Regions from separate parts of the Homo sapiens genome. Here regions 1, 2 and 4 are each linked to region 3. A link is a contact called in ENCODE Hi-C or POLR2A ChIA-PET data. All regions are on one chromosome and are shown on one strand. The core of a region is the stretch at or near the end of the contact, and the rest is flanking DNA. Distances in the headings are between cores, read along the strand shown. Region 1 holds the start of PTMA (prothymosin alpha). Region 2 has its middle 45 kb from the start of PTMA. Region 3 holds the start of B3GNT7 (UDP-GlcNAc:betaGal beta-1,3-N-acetylglucosaminyltransferase 7). Region 4 has its middle 22 kb from the start of SPATA3-AS1.

Region 1 (4,873 bases), core at 1,588-4,087, 310 kb before region 3:
TTCTCCTTTAAGTCCTTCAAAAGGGAAGAAGGAACCAGTAACCAGTAAGTCTTCTGAGCAACCCAGGGTAAGCAAAGGCGCTGAGAACTACTGGTCTGTACGGCTGTTCTGTCCGTCCCAAATTAAGAGTCGCATGTTGAGAAAGGCCTGATGCCCCTGCGGTCCCTCTCCCACTGGTCTGGTGGAAGGAAGGCCGGCGGGGGGCATCTGTGATCAAGGTTTCCCATCCTTTAAGGCCCGCTACAGCGGCCCCGGTGGCGGTTCCCACTGCCCCCTGGCGCTTCCCAGGAAAAAGGAGCCATGTGGCGCCACAGCCCCCAGCCCGTCCGGCCGGGTGGACGAGCCCCGGACACTCACGCCCATCAGCCTGCTTCCAAGTGCAAAGAGCCCGCCCCTCGAGCCGTCTAGAAAGGCGGCAGGTTATGTTCCAAAAATAAATAAGGCAAAGAGAGAGGGGCCTGCGCTCGGGGAGAGCCCCACAGGCGCGCCAGCCTGGAAGGCCCGCGAGGCCGCACCGCCCCGGCCAGGACAGGTATCTAAAAAAGCCAAAGCACACCGACCCCCCAAATCCGACCGCTGTTCCTAGAGGCCGCAAACCGCTGCTTGGCGGTGCCCCAGGCCGGGGCCTGCCGCCGGAGCCACCAACTCCCGGCCTCCCCGCGGCGGCTAGGGATCCCGACAGCACCTCGGGGGTGGGACTCCGCCCGGGATCCAAAAGGCAGCGCGGCCCCGGGCGCCCGGTAACTTTTTCCACACGACACGGCCACCAATACCAACAGAGGTCCGGCGTCCGGGCCTGCGGGAACCCCTCGGCCGCTGTCCGGCGAGCGGCTCCGGGCCACCTGTCGGCCCTCTCAGTCCGGCCCGCCCCGCTCCGCTCCGCGGACCCCGGCTCCGCCCGCTCTCGCCCCCTGGCGGCCGAAGCCCCGGGGAGCAGTGGGGGCAGGGAGGTCGCGGCGCGCAGGCGCGCATCCCCCGCCCGGCGGGCTTTGCGCGCGGGCCTCGGCACGCACCGCGCGCAGGGAGCACGTGGCCCGGGGCCGCCGAGTGCGTCCCTTGCCTTGGAGACTCCCGGCCGGCAGGCAGAGCTTGCAGTGGCACGCGCGCGGGTCGCGCGTCGGTCGGCCGGGCTCTCGACTCGACGCCCCACTGCCGCCACCCCGGCAGGCCCGAATGTCTGCATTCGGCGGGCCAAGTCCCACGGGAGGTCGCCCCAAAGTCCACCGGGCTGCGTAGGTCCGAGACTGTCGGGGATGCGCCTCTCGGGCTACTACTCATCGCCCTCGCGGGAAGTCACCTTTTGGTGCTTCGGAGAAAATCGAACAGCCAGGCCCCGCACTGGGGACGGTGTTCTCACCCCACAAACTCATTCCCGGACTGAGTCCAGAAGGGGTCACTGAGAGCCCCTGTGGAGATCCGGGCCCCGAGCTCCGCTCTGCCAAGAAGTCGCCCCTGGGAGAGTCAGAGATGACGCCAGGGACACAAGGGTTAAGGAGACGCCAAGGTGACTCGCGCCAATCCCTGCAGGGGCACGACGGGCGCGGACGAGGGCCGAAATATTAAGAAAGAGCCAGTCAGTCTGAGAGCGCCCCGCTCCCGCCAAGGGCGGAGACGCTACCCAGGGCGGGCAGTGGGACCGAGGCGGCGCCGACAACAGGAGCGGAGCCGCACCAGCCGCGCAGGACCTCATAGCCGAGGGCAGTGAACCCGCCACGGGGCCCGGGCGCCCCCCCAGTTCGACCCTACCATTGGCCTGTCGCGGCCGCCGTGTTGGCCCGCGTCGCCCCGAGCTGCGGCGCACACGGTGCTCCCGGGCAGCCGCGGGGGGCGCCCATCGTCGCCCCAGCGCCGCGCTTCACTTTCTCTTTCCTCCCTGCGGCGCGTGGGCTCTCGCCTCCTCAGCCAAGCCCGGCACCGCGGGTGCATGACTGAAGCTGGGCGGCCGCTCCCGGCGCACTCACCTCGAAGGGCGCCCACCCCCGCCTCCCAGAGCGCCCAAAGCGGATAAGCCCGTCACACCTCCGCCGGGACGGCCGACGTCGCGGCCAGCCAGCCCGTCGCCCCATCCGCCTTATCGGGACTTAGTCTAGACAAACCACCTCAGGTCCGCTGCAGGGCGCGAAACCGCCGGCCTGGCGCCGAACAAAGAGCAGCGCGGCCGGCGGGCGCTCGCCGCCACTTCCCGCGGCCGGCCCGCGCCCCAACACGCGCCCCCCAGCACTTCCGATTCCCAACGCGCTTGAGTTTCAAAGTTATTTCCGTGCGCCCGGCGGGCCGACGACCCCCAGCCAGGCTCTTCTCCTCCCGCCGCCACTCATACCGGCCACAGACGAGTTTCGAGGGCCGTGAGCCGGCCTCCGCGCCTAGCCCTCGGCCCCCGAGGGCGCCCGGCCCACTCCCCGACGGGCATCACGTCTGCCCGCGGCGGTTCCCGCCCCCTCCCCCGCACCACACAAAGAGTGGGCTGCCTGAGGGCACCGCGCCGGGGGCGGGCCGTTTCCCCGCGAGAGGGAGCAACAGCGGGCTTGAGACAGTCCAGCTGCTGCGCGCCAAACACCGCCCGAGCGGCGGCGCGCGGACCCCGAGGGGGCGGGCGGCGTCCAGCCTCACCTTGGTGGTGATTTCGGAGCTGGTGTCTACGGCTGCGTCTGACATGGTGGGGCACGCCGGTGATCCGATGCAGGGGATTAAAAAGAAAGCGAGAGTTCAGGGACTCTGGCGATAAAGCTGCCGGAGTCCGCGGCGGCGGAGGAGGCGCGCGGCGGAGGCGGCTGCGGCGAGCAAGGAGGCGGATGAGGAACAATGCAAAGATGGCTTTTCAGAGCAGCCAGTGGGGGACTCACGCGGCGCCAGAAGCTTTAATATAGATTAGTGGGCGGCGCTCGGCTTCCCATGCCCGGCCGCTATTGGCTGAGCGCAGGGAGCGGGCGCTCGCTCATTGGCTCGATTCCGAACAATGGACAAGCGTGCTTAAAGCGGCAGTGCCCCGGCGCGTCCCGCGCTGCGCAGTCGCCGATCGCACTGTCATTCAAGGCCGGAGTTTGCCGGGTCTCAGCAGGGCCGAGGGCGCGGGGGAGGGGTGCGCGAGCGCGTTCCGGACGCGCGCTCCCGCAGCTGTTTTGCTGGGGCTGCTGACGCAGAAAGCCAAAGCGCGGCAAAGCTGCCCGCCCAACCCCCTTCCCTCCCTCTCCCGCCCTCCCCGCGGCTGCTCGGAAGGAGGGGGAGGGAAGAGGGGGCGGCGGGCACACGACGGCTGCCAGCGCGGGGGAGGGGAAGGCGGGGTGCTGGGCCGCGCTCGCCCCGGGCGGTGCCCAGCGCAGTGCCCGCGGAGGTGCCCGCCCCCCGCGCCTGGGCGCCTTGGACCAAGGATTGTCCCAGTGCAAGTGGACGGCAGCCCCACGACGAGCAACGAGGTCACGAGGCCGAGACCCGGGCACCTGGGCCGCCCCGTCCCTCTGCCATGCCCTCGCGCCCTCCCAGGGCAGGGCACCCCTAGTCCTGTGGGCAGGCGACCTCGATTGCCCACCATCAGGTCCGGCGTCCGTCGGCCAAGTCAGTCGACAAGCGGGCACCGTCCCAAGCACACACGGATTCATGTATCAAGCGGACTCGATGCGCGATGCCGGCTCCAGCCCTCGAGTGGGACAGCCCGCGGGCCCCGCACGGCATAGCGGTCCCCTCATTCTAGGTTTCTAGTTAGGGTCTGTCCCGAGCGGTCACTGCCGTCGCGACAGCCTCAGGGCAGCCTCCTCCAGGGGCCTGCCGGGCCATCGAGTCTACCCTTCTCCCACCCCACTGCTGGACTGCGATGGGCACATGAACATTACAGAGTTCCTCGGGAAAAATCATCGTCTCTGGAGCCAGTTGGGCTAATCTTTGGGGACTACCTGAAATTTGGGGGACCATTTAGAGAACCATGCGGAGCCCCGAGAAAGGGGAGCATCAAAACGCCACACTCAAGATGGCGCCGGGCTCGGCAAGCGTGGCGTGACGTAGCGATCTAGCTCACGTGGGCGATCCGAGAACAACAGGCTACGCTGGCCTTATCGCCACCGCACTTAGCTGTCGAACTAAGAAATCGGTTGTGTGGGAAAAAGGACCAGAATAGGTGGAAAGATAGTCCAGAAATTTACCTGTGCCACACACAAGATGGCGAGACGTAGGGTTCGTCCCTGTGCTGCCAAAAGGGGGCGCCCGACACGGAAGGCGGGACTCCGGAGACACGAGCGCACATTGGCCGAGAGTGGCGGGCGAACACAAAGTTGACGCTTTGCGTCCTTCCATTGGCAGTTTCTTCCGTCTGTCTCTCGGTTGCAGCCGAGCTGGGAATGGGGAAAACCCGGAGTGTGGGATCGTGGAGGGCGGACGATGCCAAGTCCAGCAGAGCTTGCGCTCGGGGCTAGAAGAGAGACTGAGTCTCCCTTCTCAGTTTCATTAGGTAATGGGCGACATGGCTCCGTCTCCACAGCGGGGCTTTGCTGAGCTTAGCACGCAGTCTCCCGGCGGGGAGGAGGCGCGCAGTGCCGGGCGCCACTCCGTCTCCAGTACGCGTTAGGCCCGCGTTCCCAGGTGCCCGTCTGGCCGCTGGACTGTTGGCCTTTCCGGAGCGAGTTTTACTTTAGGAAGAAGCCCGGGATCCCGGTAGTTTAGCCTGAAGAAACGTGGGGCAGATGCTGGGCAGGGCGGGGATACCGCGCCAACACCCGCTGCCCAGCGGTCGCCCTCCTATGCAGCGGCGAAGGGACGCCCGCTGTGTCTCCGCCCTGCCCCCAGGCGCCCCAGTGGCTGGAGGTGGCATTCTCCACTGGACGGGCGCGCCTCAATCCGGGGGACTTCCACAGTGCTGTTCCCGAGGACTACGCGTCTCAACTCT
Region 2 (5,190 bases), core at 2,636-5,135, 270 kb before region 3:
TGGAGGGACCTCCCTTCTCTTGAATGTGGCTCCTTTGGAGGTCAGAGACTGAGGACGGTGGCATCATCTAGATCCCCGTTGTTTATTCTTGAGGCCAGAGCATTGCCCACCAGGTGTTTCCCAGGCACGGACCCCTTGCCCAGCGTGGCATTCAGAGGGGGCAGCTCCGGCCGCCTGCTCAGGAGTGGGGTGGGATGGGGAGCTGCCTCTGGAGCCTTGTGCTGAAGGAGAGGACCGTTGACGGAGAAGGACATCACCCAAGTCCTGGGGCCTTTGGGGAAAGTAGGAAACCTGCCTGTCCTACAGGAGAAGAGACCACCTCACCAACTTTGAAGGATGCAGGCCTTGTTTAGAGCAGATCTCAGAATTGGTGCCCTGCGGGCTCCAGGCCTTGGCCCTGCTGGTGGATGAAAGTGGCACAACCTGCCCTGAGGCCTGAGTGTCACGGGAACAACAGCTAGACGGCTAGACACTGGCCCCCTCACCCCACCTCCCAGGGTGGCACGGCTGTCCAGATATGGTGCTGAGGGAGGTCAGTGGGATAGCCCCACCATGGCCTCCCCCGCAGACTGCCCTGCACTGAGGACTGTCCCCATCCCCTTCTGAGGAGGGTCCCAACTGGTGTCCCAGAGTGCAGTCAACTCCCCGTTACTCCCAGAAGCAGGGGCTGGGGGCAATTCCCAGGCCTGGGAAAGAGGAAGGCAGTGCCTGGCAGGGCCACTCTCTTGGTGGGGAGAAGGGCCTGCCGCCATCCAATCCCCAGCTTCTCTGTTTTAATTCAAGATGCACGGGGCTGGGTGGGGAGGGTGAAGGCAGGTCCAGGTTCAGTGGAAAGAAGCTGTTTGTCTGCTTCTGGACCCTCATGTCCTGGGACTTGGGCCTGTATGTTCCTTAGAGGCAGGAACTGCTCCACAGCTCTATCTCTAGTCCAGACAGAGGCTTAACAGACCATGTGCTCAGAAAGTATCTTTTGGGTGACAGAAAAAAAGCCTTCATTTCCGTTTCAGATAAAACAGATCTGGTCTAGGCTGGGCGCGGTGGAACACGCCTGTAATCCTAGCACTTTGGGAGGCTGAAGCGGGAATATCATCTGAGGTCAGGAGTTTGAGACCAGCCTGGCCAAGAAAACCCCGTCTCTACTAAAAAGACAAAAAACTAGGCAGGCGTGGTAGCATGTGCCTGTAATCCCGAAATTGCACCTCTGCACTCCAGCCTGGGCAATAAAGCAAGACTCTCTCTCAAAACAAAAAAGTGTCTTCTGGGTGACTGAAAAAAAACCTTCATTTCAGATTAAAAAAAAAAAAATCTGGCCTAGGACGGGTGCATTGGCTAGTGCCTGTAATCCCAGCACTTTGGGAGGCTGAGGCGGGTGGTTCACTTGAGGCCAGGAGTTCGAGACCAGCCTGGCCAACATAGTGAAACCCCATTTCTACTAAAAATACAAAAATTAGCCAGGTGTGGTGATACATGCCTATAATCCCAGTTGCTCAGGAGGCTGAGGCATGAGAATCGCTTGAACCCAGGTGGTGGAGGTTGCAGTAAGCTGAGATCATATTACCTGCACTCCAGCCTGGGCAAGAGAACAAGACTCTGTCTCCAAAAAAAGGAAAAAGAAAAAAGATCTGGCCTACAGCAAAAAGGCTGTCCTGCAAAGTGTGCGAAGTGGCCCCTGCTCCCTGAGACATGTTCCAATGAGCTGGGGACAGACACATTGGGGACCTCGTGGAGAGGGATTCTCAAGGCAAACGCAGACACCTCCAGGGAGAGGTTTTCCGTGAGCATGACTGGAGAGTACCCGTAACCATAAACAGAGGACGGGCCGGGCGCGGTGGCTCACATCTGTAATCCCAAGCACTCTGGAAGGCCGAGGCGGGTGGATCACCTGAGGTCAGGAGTGCCTGAACCCAGCAGACAGAGGTTGCAGTGAGCCTACACGGTGCCAACTGCACTCCAGCCTGGGCGACAGAGACTCCGTCTCAAAAAAGAAAAAAAAAAAATCAGAGGGGACTAGGCTGCTGAGGGAGAGACAAGGAGGGCCTCACCAGGGGACCTCGGCAGTCACTCCAGCTCTGATGCTTGCCATCCCGCGTGTCTGGGACAGGTCCTCTGTGCCGTGGCGTCTCCCTCCATTTCCACCACCAGAGGTACTGTTCTTATGCAGACAACCTGCCCAGGCCTTTCATGGCAGTGCAGGGCTGGAGCCTGCAGTCCGAGTCCCTCTCCCGGAAAGAGGCCTGTGCTCCATACAGAAGCCACGAGGAGCAGTAGCCCGCGAAGGTGTCAACAGTGGGCACACGGGCTCTACCCCCAGGCCCCAGCTGCTTCTCCCCACTGCTCCCTAGGGAGGCCAGTCCATGCGAGCTCTCACTTCAGACGCCTGCCCAAGTCTTCTGCCCCCCGAGCCTCACCAACAGGTCCCTTCCCCACACACTCCTCTCCATGACCTGCCTCCTCTGCTTCCACCCACCATCCTCTCAAATGAGACTGAATGCCTCCCCAAACAGTCCTGGGCCCATTACCCTATTCCCTCTACCCCATGCCCTGGTCTCGGCTCACGGCTTCCTCCAGGCCGCTTCCCCTGTCATTGACAAGCCAAGCGCCTCCTTCACAGTGGTCTCAGGTTGTCCTAACTGCCTATTTCTAGGCGTTTCTCCCACTGGCTTCATGCTCTGCGTCACTATCACCGTGTGCGCCCAAGTGCAAAGTTGGGTCCAGGGCAGGAGCCAAAAAATCAGTGAAGAAAGAACGAAGGAAAGATTAAAAATTGCTTGGGGTGGTCGGCAGATTATGCTTTGCATGTAAACTGGGCAAGTGCAAATGAATCCAAAACAGGCCGGAAACAAGATCGTGTTCGCGGGCCACAGACAGCGGAGGCGGGGCTAGCACTCGAGGGTCCACGTACATCCCCGGGCCGCGCAAACAGCGGCTTCTGTGAACCACTACATTCCTGAATGCACGTGTCCGTGCACACCCGGACCTGTGCAAACACAAATGCGGACATTCTCGGGTCCAAGTACATCCTCGAGGTCGTGCACATACGAAAACATGGAAACCCGCGGGTTCGTGCATGCCAGAGTTTTGGTGTGCGTGCTAGGGAGTGTAAGCAAGGGTATGCGCACACTTCCGAGGTTGTGCACATACAGAAAGGCGCACGCCCCAGGGTTCTGCACACAGAAGGACGTGCACACCCCCGAGGTCAGCCGGCAGACCCTTCTTGAGGAGGTAGAGGCGCCTAATTCCCCCCATATTTGGGCAACGCTGCAAGCTCTAGGCGCCATCTTCGCTCCGCGGGCAGCGGAAGGACCTGCAGACAGCGAAGCCCTGGCGCTTGGGCATTTGTTGTGCCGGCTTCCGGGCGTCCATCACGCGGAAGCCGCGCCCCAGACGCGGGAGACGCGGCGGAGCACGAAATGGCGGGCGAGGGGCGGAGCGAAGGCGGCCCGGGGCGGAGCGGCCGAGAGCCTCGCCCACTCTTGACTCCAGGCTTGGCGCACCGCCTGAACCCTTGCGCAGGCGCACAGCACGGCGCGCGTTCCCGCGTTCCTTCCGACGCGCGCTAGAACACAAAGGGCTGGAGGGAAAGCACGGAGCGCTGCAAACTTGCGGAGCGGCTCGTGGTGTGGAGCGGCCTGGAGCGGACTCTCAAGGGCCGGAGCCGGGCTCGCCGGCACTGCGCTCGGGCGCAGGGTGGGGCGCGACACGGCACTGGTTCCCTTGCCCTCTCTCTCCGGCCGTGGCCGCCTCGCGGGCCGGGGTGGGCGCCCAGGGCGCAGGCGCCGGTGCGCGGGTGGGACCAGGAGCCTCCATTTTCCCTCGCACGCGCTAATGGCGCAGCTGGGCCCTCTTCCTCTGGCGGGGGTGAAAATTCCCCTCCGGGGAAGCCCGAGGCGCTCGCTCCCCAAACTCTTTCGTCGGTGCGCGTGCTTAAAGCGGGCGGATGAAGCGTTCTTGAAAGTGCCTACACCTTTTGAGATGTGATTCTGAGTTGTTCATAGAAAAAGAAAAGACATACCCTTCCGCAAATTCATCCCCATAGTTTGCAACTTTCTACTTCAAATTGGGGTTATGGATTTGGGGGAGGCAAAAATAAGTTTAAAAATTTCCATTAAAGAGATGTTCCTGTAAAACAATGATCAAGAAAATGTTTAAAAGCAAACCTTAGCCATAAAACTAATACAAGTTCTTGGTAGAAGTTTGTTTTTGAGACGGAGTTTCGCTGTCGTTGCCCAGGCTGGAGTTCAGTGGCGCGATCTCAGCTCACTGCAACTTCCGCCTCCCGCTTTCAAGCAATTCTGCGTCAGTCTCCCTATGAGCTGGGACTACAGGCGCCCACCACCACGCCCAGTTAATTTTTGTATTTTTAGTAGAGAAGGGGTTTCACCATGTTGGCCAGGATGGTCTCGATATATTGACCTCGTGATCTGCCCGCCTCAGCCTCCAAAAGTGCTGAGATTACAGGTGTGAGCCACCGCGCCCGGCCAGTAGAAATTTTTGAAAGAAAGAATGGTAGTGTTCACCTTCCGTTTGCAGTATGCCAGGCCCTGTTTTAAGTGCATTAACTTTCATAACCAGGTCCACGTGGAAGAACTGACACACAGAGATAAGTACAGAAGTACTTAAAGGACGCGAAAGGACGAATAGTCTTTTCCACCTTCCAGTACAGCCACTGTCTGATTCAGTGGCATGGTTCCTGCCAGCGCTCTTCCGTGCATTAGGAAGTTTGGTTCATGGTTTACATACATACTGGAGCAGTTTTTGCTTCTCTGGCAGAGCTGTGGTTGGGCAAATAGAAAAAAACTCAGCAGGCTCAGAGGAGCCGGTCAACTGCCAGTTTCTCACGGTCTCTGGGGAGAGCTAGGTCCCGGCCAGTTGAGAGACCACGTTCAAAGGTTAGAATGTTAGTTATCTGGTGACTTGGGATCCAGAATGCACATAACTCTTGTGATCAGGTCATGGGGTTGGAAGGAAAAGTATCCGTATTCCTCCCTCCCTTTATTTTTTCCTACAGGGTCTCAGTAGTCAGTAGCACATTCGCAGGTCACAATTACCTTTCAAGTTTCCGCAGCTCATTTGAGGATTATGAGGAACGGCATTTTTGCAGGTCAGAATGGGGTCAAAGTAGAAGGCAGAGGGCAGGGATCATTCGTCATTGATACCTGAAGCAGCTGAGATTTTAAGGTTATTAGCCTT
Region 3 (4,553 bases), core at 819-3,318:
CGAGCAGGGCCAGGGCCAGGCACAGACTCCGGTAGACGGTTTTCTTCCTGTGGGGGAGAGCGGACAGTACAGAGGAGAGAGAAAAGATGAGCCCAGGGCTCTCCTGGCGCCCCCCTTGGGAGGCTGGGTGGTCCCAGACGGGCAAGTGGACCTGGGCACAGGCTCAGTCCCGGAGTCCCTAAGCTGTCAGGGTAGGGTCCCGCTTCCTCTCCCACCCTGCCCTTTCTTTCTCCCACCCTGCCCTCTCCTCAAGGAGCACTGTGGAATCAGGCCCTGACGCTTACAAGCTGAATGAGTGGTTTACAACCACTCTGAGCCACGATTTCTTCTTCCCCCAAATGGGGCTAAAACACAGGATTGGAGTGCTATATAAAGTACCAGGCAGCGGGTGCACAGTTAGGGGAATGCTGTCACCTTAACAGGAGGGCCTCAGGTGGAAACCTCTGCCCTGTTCCCCACGCCTGGAACCCCAATGCCTTTCATTTCCCTGCGGTGTACCTACCCACAGCAGTAGGTATCGGTATCATTAGGTGACTCAGAGCCAGAGTCATTGAGAGGGCACCCTCTGATCCTCTGTGCCGCCCGGGAGCTCCATCACATGTGGGGCACATTGGAGAGTGGCTCGAGCTTGGGACCTGAGGAAGACTGGCCCTCCTCCCCCTTCTCCAGTCTGTCTCACCCAACAAAGAGCAGCCCTCATGGTTGATGGAGGCCCAAGGATGCAGTGAGCACCTCTAGCATGGCACTGCCCCTCACCCCTACCTTAACATCCCCAGCTCATAACACCCCATTAGAAGACATGAGGCTACAGCTCTACTCCCTGGGAGGGGGCACATTTGCAGCTCCAGCCCTTGAGGGACCCTTCTTGCCCAGAGACCCCCCCACCCCAACCCCGGTCCACACCCATTTCGGAAGCAGAAATTAGAGCTCTCTGCCAGGAGTGCTGGTCGTCCCAAGCCCTGGGGCCTGAGCCCCTGTCCTGAAGGACCTCCTCTCTTCATCTCACCCTCCGGGGGCTGCCAGGACACCTGCCCCACCCTCCCCAGTGGAGACCTGGGGGCTGAGAGCTCTGGGGACAGCAGAGTGGCCTTCCAGGGCCAGCCTAGCAGAGAGATGGCGCTGACCTCCAAGGGGGAGGAGCAGGGTGCCAGGAGAGACAGGCAGCCCGTGGAGACGCCTGGGTTGCCCTGAGGGCTGGTCCGGTTGCAGGTCCAGGCCCCAGGGTGAATGCAGGCTGAGCCCCATAGAGCGACATTTTCCCCATAGGGTCCCCAGGTTGCTGGGGCATGTGGTTGGAGGAAGACAGGGGCACCTTAGGTGCAGGCTGGGGGGTGTGACCCAAGGTCCAGCTCTCCGGGGAGGAAACGGAGGGCTCCGGATCCGGCCCTGCCAGCCCTAGGGGTTCCAGGGAAGCCGCCCACCGAGGCCGGGACGGGGGAGGTCGGGGGGTGCACCGGGAAGGCGGCGAGGCCCTGGGCTGCGGGCGCTCCACCTGCCGGGTCCGCTCCATTCGTAGGGAAAGCCCGGGAGGGGCGGAGAGGGGCCGGGCGGGCGGCGGTCCGAGGTCCCGCGGAAGGAAGCCCCGAGAGGAGGAGAGTGGCCCGGACGCAGGGGGCCCTCAGGGGTCTGGAAGGGAGAGGGGACCCAGCTGCCGGCAAGACCTGGGGTCCCAGCCGCCAGGGTCCTGGAGCGGTGTCCAGGGCCGCGGGGCCGGGGAGCTGAGCGCGGCGCCCCGAGACCCCTCGACGTCCCCCACGGGTCCGGGGCCGCGTACCGCGAACATCTCCCGCCGCCGCCGCCGCGCCCGCCCGCCCATCCGCCCCCGGGAAACTGAGGCCGGCGCGGCGCGCGCGGGGGCATCTCCTATCCCGGGAGTCCCGGCGCCCGTCTGTGGCCACGGAGGAGGGGGAGCCCCGGGCCCACGCCCCCGCCCAGGCCCCCGACGGCCCCCAGCCCCACTCACCACAGCGACATGGCGGCCCGGGCCGGAGCGGCGGAGGGGCGAGCGGCTCGCAGCTCTGGGCGCCACGGCTCGGGCCGGCGGGACGGCGGGCGGGTGGGGACGGAGACCGGGCCGCGCCCCCGCCGCGACTTTCCTCTTCCCGGCCGCGGGAGGAGGGGCCGGCAGGGGCGGTGGCCCAGGTGCCTTAACCCCTTCGGCGCCCAGGGCCCGCCCCGCCGCCGCCTGGCGGGGACCACCCCATTTCTCCGAGACGGCCCCTAGGCTCCCCAAGCGCGCCTAGTAGACAGTGCATGGCCGAGGCGGGGCTTCGGAACCCACGGGGGTCACCTCCAATCCCGGGGACGCCTGTCCCTGGCGGAGCCTCCCGGGGCGGGGGGAGGGCGGTCGCCGGTCCCTCCTGTACTTGTGCGAAACCTGAACACCCGGTCCCCTCCAAGACCCTGGGGCACCCCAAGGCCCAGCCATTTCCCTCTGGCCCCATTCGGACTTGTCTTTGGGGCCAGAGGCAGACAGGGTGTCCTTTTCTCCCTCTGCTACCTTCTGCCCCTGCACCTTTCCCCTGACCAGACGGACCCCTTGCCCAGCTGTTGGGCTACCTAGGGCCAGGAGCAAAGCCAGCCACTAGGGAAAGAGGCCGTATGAGACTGGGCTCCATGTCAGGACTCGCCCAGGCCTGTGGCTCTGGAAGCTTTTTTTGTGCCCCCACCATGTCCCTCTCTTCACCTCTGGGGTTCCTCCCACCTCTGAGGGCTCCCCACCACCAAGGGAAGGCCTGTTGGCCCAGCCCTATCTCCTTTCTTTTTTCACTTATCACTCAAAACCCTTTTTGTCCTCAAGCCTTTATTAGTCTGCTTGTGCACATCAGGCCTAGCGGCTCTGGGGAGTGGGCTGACAGAGAACACGGAGAGGGCTTGGTCCAGCCAGGTGACTTCCAGAATCCTCCAGCAGGGAGAGCCATCGCTGGTCCTGTTGTTGCTCAGGTTGTTCTGGTCTTGTTCCGGGTTGAGGTTTCGGTGCTTAGCATCCAGCAGGACCTCCAAAAGGCCCACAGAATTGAAACGGAAGCACGTTGTGGTCCAATCATAACAGCTAACGTCCACTGAGCAGCTACAATATGCCAAACCTGGTTCTCGGCCCATGCATGACTGGCTCACTTAATCCTAGAGACATACGCTATTATTCCCACCTTACAGGGGAGGAAACGGGGGTGCAGAGGGGAACTCCCAGCCAGCTCAGAGAACAGCGAGCCCAGAGTTAGTAAGCACATCCAGGAGGCCTGCATGGCCTGAAGGCTGGCTCTGAACCCTTCCTGCCTGGTCTGAAGGCTGGCTCTGAGCCCTTCCTCAACCTTTTTTCCTTTCCCAGGGACAGCAGTGACATGGAGCTACTTTCCTGCCCAGCACACAGGGAGGCTAGGAGTCCTCAGCTGGATCTTAAGCCCTCGAGGCCAGGGTGAGGAGCCCCTTCTGCCCTATCCTTAAGGTTCAAGGGCCCTTTGGAGGGGGAGGAGAAACTTAAGGTACCATAGAATGTTCTGGAATGTTGTAAGTGCCAATTAGGGAATGTGAAGGGCCTTTCAGGCAGAATTTCAGAGGAGTATCTTGGGGCTGATGTCCTTTGTAATGGCCCTCCAAAAGTTCCAGAGCAGGGGAGGGGCTGACCTGCAGCCCAAAGCCCCTGTTGGCCTGGCTGCCTGCCACTGAGGGCCACCCGCAGATTCTGCAGCTCCACGGCTCCCTTCATCCCAGTGTAGCCTTGGCCACCGGTTCCCGCAGGGCACCAAGCATTTTGCTCCACTGCCCAGCCTTCCGAGTTCCCCACTTCACCCTGCAAGTGTGGCCCTGGCTTCCCTGGCTCCACACAGGTGCCCTGCTGAGAGCTGCCTCCCTGGCTTCAGCACTGACCTCTCACCCGGTGCTGTGGGGTCTCCTCCTCCTGCTGAGGGGTGGACACAGCCGTCCCTGGGAAGGGGGTTTTGAGCCCATGTTTGGGGATGGCAGGCATGGGCGTTGGGTCAGAGTCTTGCACTTCCTGGTTGTCACTGGGGGCAGGTGGCTTTTCCCCTTGAGACCTCAATTTCCTGCCAGCTCAGGGCCTTGTGAGATGACGCCAATGAAGCACAGACATAGGCATCCCCTATGTAAAGAACTTGGTGGCAGGCCGGCTACTGTTAGTGTTATCATTGATGTCCAGCTACTCCACAAAGCCCCAGAAGCACAAGGGCCAGAGGAGGTGGGAGCAGAGGGAGCTGCCCAAGGTCAGCGGAGTGTTTGCCAGTGGAATCTGGTCAGTTGAGACAGGCAGTTTGTCATCATGGAATCATTTGATCTGTGCCTAGTTTGAATTCAGAGAGGGGAAATGAATGACAATTAAATGCGAGTCCCTGATGGTGGGGTGGGGGTGGGGAGTGTGGAGCCGGGCCAGGCTCGGGTCAGCCTCCCCTGTTACTCCAATGTGCTCCCCTGTGGGGCAGCTGGGCCAGTCCCTATGGCAAGCACAGTGGTCCCCCCACCGCCAATCTGGCCAGTTCCACCTGCCCCAGCCAGAGGGCAGAGCCCCAGCAGATTCCTGTGGATTTAAGCGAGGCCCT
Region 4 (5,056 bases), core at 950-3,449, 420 kb after region 3:
CGGCTCACTGTAACCTTGGCCTCCCGAGTTCAAGCGATTCTCCTGCCTCAACCTCCCGAGTAGCTTGGATTACAGGCATGCATCACCATGCCCAGGTAATTTTTGTATTGTTGGTAGAAGTGGGGTTTCGCCGTTTTGGCCAGGCTGGTCTTGAACTCCTGACCTCAGACGACCCACCTGCCTCGGCCTCCCAGAGTGCTGGGATTTCAGGCAGAGCCACCGCACCCGGCCCACTTTAACCATTTTAAAGTGTACATCCAGTGGCTTCAGTACGTTCACCGTCTCATTCAACCATAACATTTTTATCACCCCCAAAGGAAACCTCATACACATTAAAAAACCACGCCCCATTTCCCCCTCCCCCAGGCCCTGGCAACCACCAACCTACTTTCCGTCTCGAATGGATTTGCCTATCCTGGATATTTCATACATATGAAATCATACAATATGTGTCCTTTTGTGTCTGGCTTCTTTCACTTAGGTTCATCCAAGCTGCAGCATGCGTTGGTAGTGCCTTCTTTTTATGATGAAATATTCCGTTTTATGAATGTACTACAGTCTAGTTTATCCATTTACAGCTTATGGACAGCTGGGCTGTTTTTACATTTTGGTCACTGTTTTAACCTGTGTTTCTATTCTTCTGGGTACATACTAGAAATGGGACTTCTGGGTCATATGGAAACTCCATGTTTAAATTTTTTTTTTTTTTTGAGATAAAGTCTCACTCTGTCACCCAGGCTGGAGTGCAGTGGCATGACCTCAGCTCGCTGCAACCTCTGCCTCCCGGGTTCAAGCGATTCTTCTGCCTCAGCCTCCCGAGTAGCTGGGACTACAGGCATGTGCCACTACGCCAGGCTAATTTTTGTATTTTTAGTAGAGTCGGGGTTTCATAATGTTGGCCAGGCTGGTCTCGAACTCCTGACCTCGTGGTCTGCCCGCCTTGGCCTCCCAAAGTGCTGGGATTACAGGCGTGAGCCACTGCACCTGGCCCCATGTTTAAATTTTTGATGAACCAACAAATTGATTTCCACATCAGCTGCACCGTTTTACATTTTTCACAAGCAAAGTAGGAGGGTTCCGGTTTTCCCACATCCTTGCCAATGGTTATTTTCCATTTAAAAAATTATAGTCATCCTCGTGGGTGTGAGGCGGTCAACTGTTAATACCCTTTTTGACACAAGCTTCGGGTGTCAAAAGATATGCTCTAATGCTGCCCTTTGGCTTCACGAGGCTACTTAAAGCTTCCAATTTCCTGTAAATCATATTAGACTTTGTTATTGTTACATTAACTTGGTGATCCAAGGGACTCATGGCTGTAGGGGGGCAATCCTGTTATATTCTAAGTGCTGTGGTTTGAATGTGTCCCCCAAAGTTCATGTGTTGGAAACTTAATTGCCAGTGCAACAATGTTGAGAAGTGGCACGTTTAAGTGGTGATTAGGTCATGGGAACACAGCTCTCATGAGTGGATTCAGGCCATTATTGGGGTACTGGATTAGCTGTCACAGGAGTGACTTAGATATAAAATCAGGGAATTCTGCCCCTCTTTCCTTCCTCTCGCGTGTGTTCTCTCTCACGACGTGATGCCTTCCGCCATGGGATGGCCCTCACTAGATACCAGCACCACGCTCTTGGACTTCCCAGCTCCAGAACCATGAGCCAAATAAACGTCTGTGCCTTGTAAATTACCCAGTCTGTGGTATTTTGGTATAGCGGCAGGAGATGAACTAAGACACTATGCATGATGTTACCCTGAACATTTGCATGAAAACAGCTCTTTACATCACATAGCCACACTCAGAATGTGTTATGGGAATACAGAAAAACAGAGGTGGGGAGACGACATTAACTGTGGTGAGGGGGTGAAATAATCCTTGGGACCAGTGACCTTTAGGGGTCTTTTAAAGTGACTTGTGTGCTCAAAATAACTGGCCCGGGCCTGCGGAATCCGGGCATCCTGACAAAACCACATGAATGAGGAGAACGGCACTTTTCATGACCGGCCCCACCAGGGGAATTTTTCAGGCACGCATCTTACTCTGATGCTCAGGTCAGCTGGCTACCACTAGTGAGCCCAGGCCCAGAGGCTGGGGCACCCCAGTGAGTCAGAGCCCAGATCAGGGAGGGTGAGAATTACCACTTCCTGTCTATGAAAAACACTTAGATAAATGTCGGTTCCCACCATGGCTAAGAATCAAATAATATTCTTTCTTCGAGCCTCAACCTCAAGTGCCTGACAAACTCTTGAAAAACCCAAGGCACTGCCCAAAGTAGTTTACACGGGGAGGTCCAAGGTGGTTTCCCTATGGCTGGTTGATGATGTTAATTACGGTATTTTTCAGGATTGGCAGTCAAGCAGATGTTATTAACATTAACTAATTAATCCAGGTCTTATCGCATGTCACCTGACGCCAAGTAAAAGCACCAGAGAAGTTTGGAAGTGGAGAAATGCCACAGGGTGGATCAGGAAAGACAGGACAGAGGAGGGGCCATTTGTGTAAGACCTACCTGAAAGGATAGGTGGAAGGGGACAGTGGGAGGGAAGGGGAGGATTGAGGCAGGGAGGTAAAGGTGCCACCCCCACACAAGCATGGAGCAATGCCAAGTGTCCCAACATAGAATGGACTTCTGGATACATCCACTTTATCCCAAAATTATTATGACAATGTGATCAAAAGAGAATATTGTGGCCAAAATGTTAAAGTTTGACATTCCAGAACAGGAATAATTATATCTTGGCACCGTTCATGGTGACATTTCTTCCATAGCTACTGTACTGAATATTTACCAGGCGAAGAAGACACTTTCAACTGAAGTAAGTGGAGAAGTGACTATTTTGGGGAACCCCCAGGCTACCTAGGGCAGTCTCTTTAACCCCTAGGATCGAGGTGTAGTTATTAAAAGCATCCACTTTCATTGCCCAAAGTGTCCCAGTTTAGACAATAAACTATATGGTCACTCTATTTATCATGGATTTTAAATTATTTTTAAAAATTGTGGTAAAATAGACATAACCTAGAATTCACCATTGTAACCACTGTAAGTGTTGAGTTCAGTGGAATTAAGTTATGTTCACCTAGTACAACCACCACCAACTCCCCATCCCCCACTTCCCCCAGCTCCTGGCAACCAACCATAATCCTAATTTCTATGTCTATGCATTTGACTACCCTAGGTACCTCTTTAAGTGGAATCATACGGTATTTTTCTTTTTGTGATTGACTTATTTGACTTAGTATAATGTCTCCAAGTTTCATCCATATGAGAGCATGGGTCAGAATCTCCTTCCTTTGTAATGTTGAGTAATACTCCACTGCGTGTGTATTCGTCTGTTCTTGCATTGCTATAAAGAAATACCTGATACTGGGCCAGTCACGATGGTGCATGCCTGTAATTCCAGCACTTTGGGAGGCCAAGGTGAGAGGATCACTTAAGTCCAGGAGCTCAAGACCAGCCTGTGCAACATGGTGAAACCCCATCTCTACAAAAAATACAAAAATTAGCTGGGCATAAGCCGGGCGCAGTGGCTCATGCCTGTAGTCCTAGCACTTTGGGAGGCCAAGGCAGGTGGGTCACGAGGTCAGAGGATTGAGACCATCCTGGCTAACATGGTGAAACCCCGTCTCTACTAAAAATACAAAAAATTAGCTGGGCGTGGTGGTGGGCGCCTGTAGTCCCAGTTACTCGGAAGGCTGAGGCAGCAGAATGGCGTGAACCCGGGATGCGGAGATTGCAGCAAGCCCAGATTGCGCCACTGCACTCCAGCCTGGGCGACAGAGCTCACTCCGTCTCAAAAAGAGAAAAAAAAATTAGCTGGGCATAGCGGCCCATACCTGTAGTCCCAACTACTCAGGTGGCTGAGGTGGGTGGATCGATTGAGCCTGAGAGGTCGAGGCTGCAGTGAGCTGTGTCATGCCACTGTTCTGCAGCCTGGACAAGAGAGCAAGACCCTGTCTCAAAAAAAGGAAAAAAGAATAAAAAAAGACATACCTGAGACTGGGTAATTTATAAAGAAAAGAGGTTTCATTGGCTCTCGATTCCACAGGCTGTACAGGAAACATGATGCTGGCCTTCTGCTTGGCTTCCAGGAGGCCTCAGGAAACTTACAATCATTGCAGAAGACAAAGTGGAAGCCAGCACTTACCACGTGGCCGGAGTAGGAGCAAGAGAGAGAGGGGGGAGGTGCGGCACACTTTTTAAACAACCAGATCTTGTGAGAACTCACTCATTACACAGTACCAAGGAGGGATAGTGCTGAACCATTTATGAGAACTATGCCTTCATGATCCAATCACCTCCCACCAGGTCCCGCCTCCAACACTGGGGGTTATAACTAGACAGGAGATTTGAGTGGGACACAGATCCAAAACTATATCAGCAATTTATCAATGGATAAACACAATGTGTTATCCATTCATCCATTGATGGAAGAAGCACTTGGGCTGCCCCTACCTTTTGGCTATTGTGAATAATGCTGCTATGAACATGGGTGTACAGAAAGCTGTGTGTGGCTTTGCTTTCAGTCCTTTTCAGTGTACACCCAGAAGTGGAATTCCTGGATCATATGGTAATTCTTTTTTTATTTTATTTTATTTATTATTATTATTTTTGAGATGGAGTCTCACTCTGTTGCCCAGGCTGGAGTGTAGTGGTGCGATCTTGGCTCACTGCAACCTCCGTTTCCCAGGTTCAAGCGATTCTCCTGCCTCAGCCTTCCGAGTAGCTGGGATTATAGGTGCCTGCCACTGCGCCCAGCTAATTTTTGTATTTTTAGTTAATTAATTAACTAAATAATTAATAAAAAATAATTATTTTATTTTTAGGGTTTCACCGTCTTGGCCAGGCAGGTCTTGAACTCCTGACCTCATGATCTATGCACCTCGGCCTCTCAAAGTGCTGGGATTACAGGTGTGAGCCACCGCGCCTGGCCTCTATTTTGAATTTTTTGAGAAAATGCCATTCTGTTTCCAGTAGTGGCAGCACCACTTTACATTCCTATCAGTACAAGGATTCCAATTCTTCAATATCCTCTCTTTCTTTCTTATAATAGCCATTCT

The links. Hi-C counts contacts between places; a loop is a spot of excess contacts on that map. ChIA-PET counts read pairs that join two places held with the same protein, here RNA polymerase II (POLR2A). Pooled maps may share reads with other maps.
Region 1: a map of natural killer cell shows a loop between it and region 3 (8-fold over the local background). The contact joins the promoter of PTMA here to the promoter of B3GNT7 in region 3. A Hi-C loop is called at or near these places in 1 of 168 maps with a recorded cell type or tissue (natural killer cell), 4 of 37 single-sample maps with no recorded cell type and 4 of 50 pooled maps. POLR2A ChIA-PET finds 5 or more read pairs at or near these places in 2 of 52 experiments (Panc1 and activated B cell).
Region 2: a map of GM12878 shows a loop between it and region 3 (3-fold over the local background). The contact joins the enhancer-like site here to the promoter of B3GNT7 in region 3. A Hi-C loop is called at or near these places in 3 of 168 maps with a recorded cell type or tissue (B cell, GM12878 and OCI-LY7), 5 of 37 single-sample maps with no recorded cell type and 6 of 50 pooled maps. POLR2A ChIA-PET finds 5 or more read pairs at or near these places in 3 of 52 experiments (B cell, OCI-LY7 and activated B cell).
Region 4: a loop to region 3 is called in a pooled map, with 4 times the contacts of the local background. The contact joins the enhancer-like site here to the promoter of B3GNT7 in region 3. A Hi-C loop is called at or near these places in 2 of 37 single-sample maps with no recorded cell type and 3 of 50 pooled maps. POLR2A ChIA-PET finds 5 or more read pairs at or near these places in 1 of 52 experiments (activated T-cell).

The regions. Positions count from the first base shown.
Region 1 is chr2:231,706,489-231,711,361 of GRCh38, reverse strand. PTMA (prothymosin alpha) reads right to left here and starts at 2,837. Exons shown (of 5, transcript NM_002823.5): 1 at 2,611-2,837; 2 at 1-14. The coding sequence starts at 2,655. RefSeq lists silencers at 209-258, 559-648, 1,589-1,898, 2,329-2,508, 3,029-3,428 and 1 more and enhancers at 1,513-2,150, 2,729-2,788, 2,151-2,789, 2,790-3,427, 4,067-4,705 and 1 more.
Region 2 is chr2:231,660,711-231,665,900 of GRCh38, reverse strand. No RefSeq gene overlaps it. Among named protein-coding and RNA genes, the nearest start is that of PTMA, 45 kb to the left of the region's middle. RefSeq lists enhancers at 1-10, 1-3,356, 3,289-3,583 and a silencer at 3,697-3,896. Within about 2 kb of position 3,885, at least 35 of the 41 ENCODE cell types and tissues checked have a DNase peak (open chromatin) inside an H3K27ac peak, as active enhancers do; they include B cell, GM12878 and OCI-LY7, where a contact is called at or near this core.
Region 3 is chr2:231,393,225-231,397,777 of GRCh38, reverse strand. It overlaps B3GNT7 (UDP-GlcNAc:betaGal beta-1,3-N-acetylglucosaminyltransferase 7), which reads right to left and starts at 2,068. Exons shown (of 2, transcript NM_145236.3): 1 at 1,964-2,068; 2 at 1-47. The coding sequence starts at 1,974. RefSeq lists enhancers at 457-526, 1-668, 2,937-2,986, 3,282-3,863, 3,864-4,446 and a silencer at 1,917-2,386.
Region 4 is chr2:230,971,419-230,976,474 of GRCh38, reverse strand. No RefSeq gene overlaps it. Among named protein-coding and RNA genes, the nearest start is that of SPATA3-AS1, 22 kb to the left of the region's middle. RefSeq lists enhancers at 511-630, 2,045-2,184, 2,305-2,354. Within about 2 kb of position 2,199, at least 4 of the 41 ENCODE cell types and tissues checked have a DNase peak (open chromatin) inside an H3K27ac peak, as active enhancers do.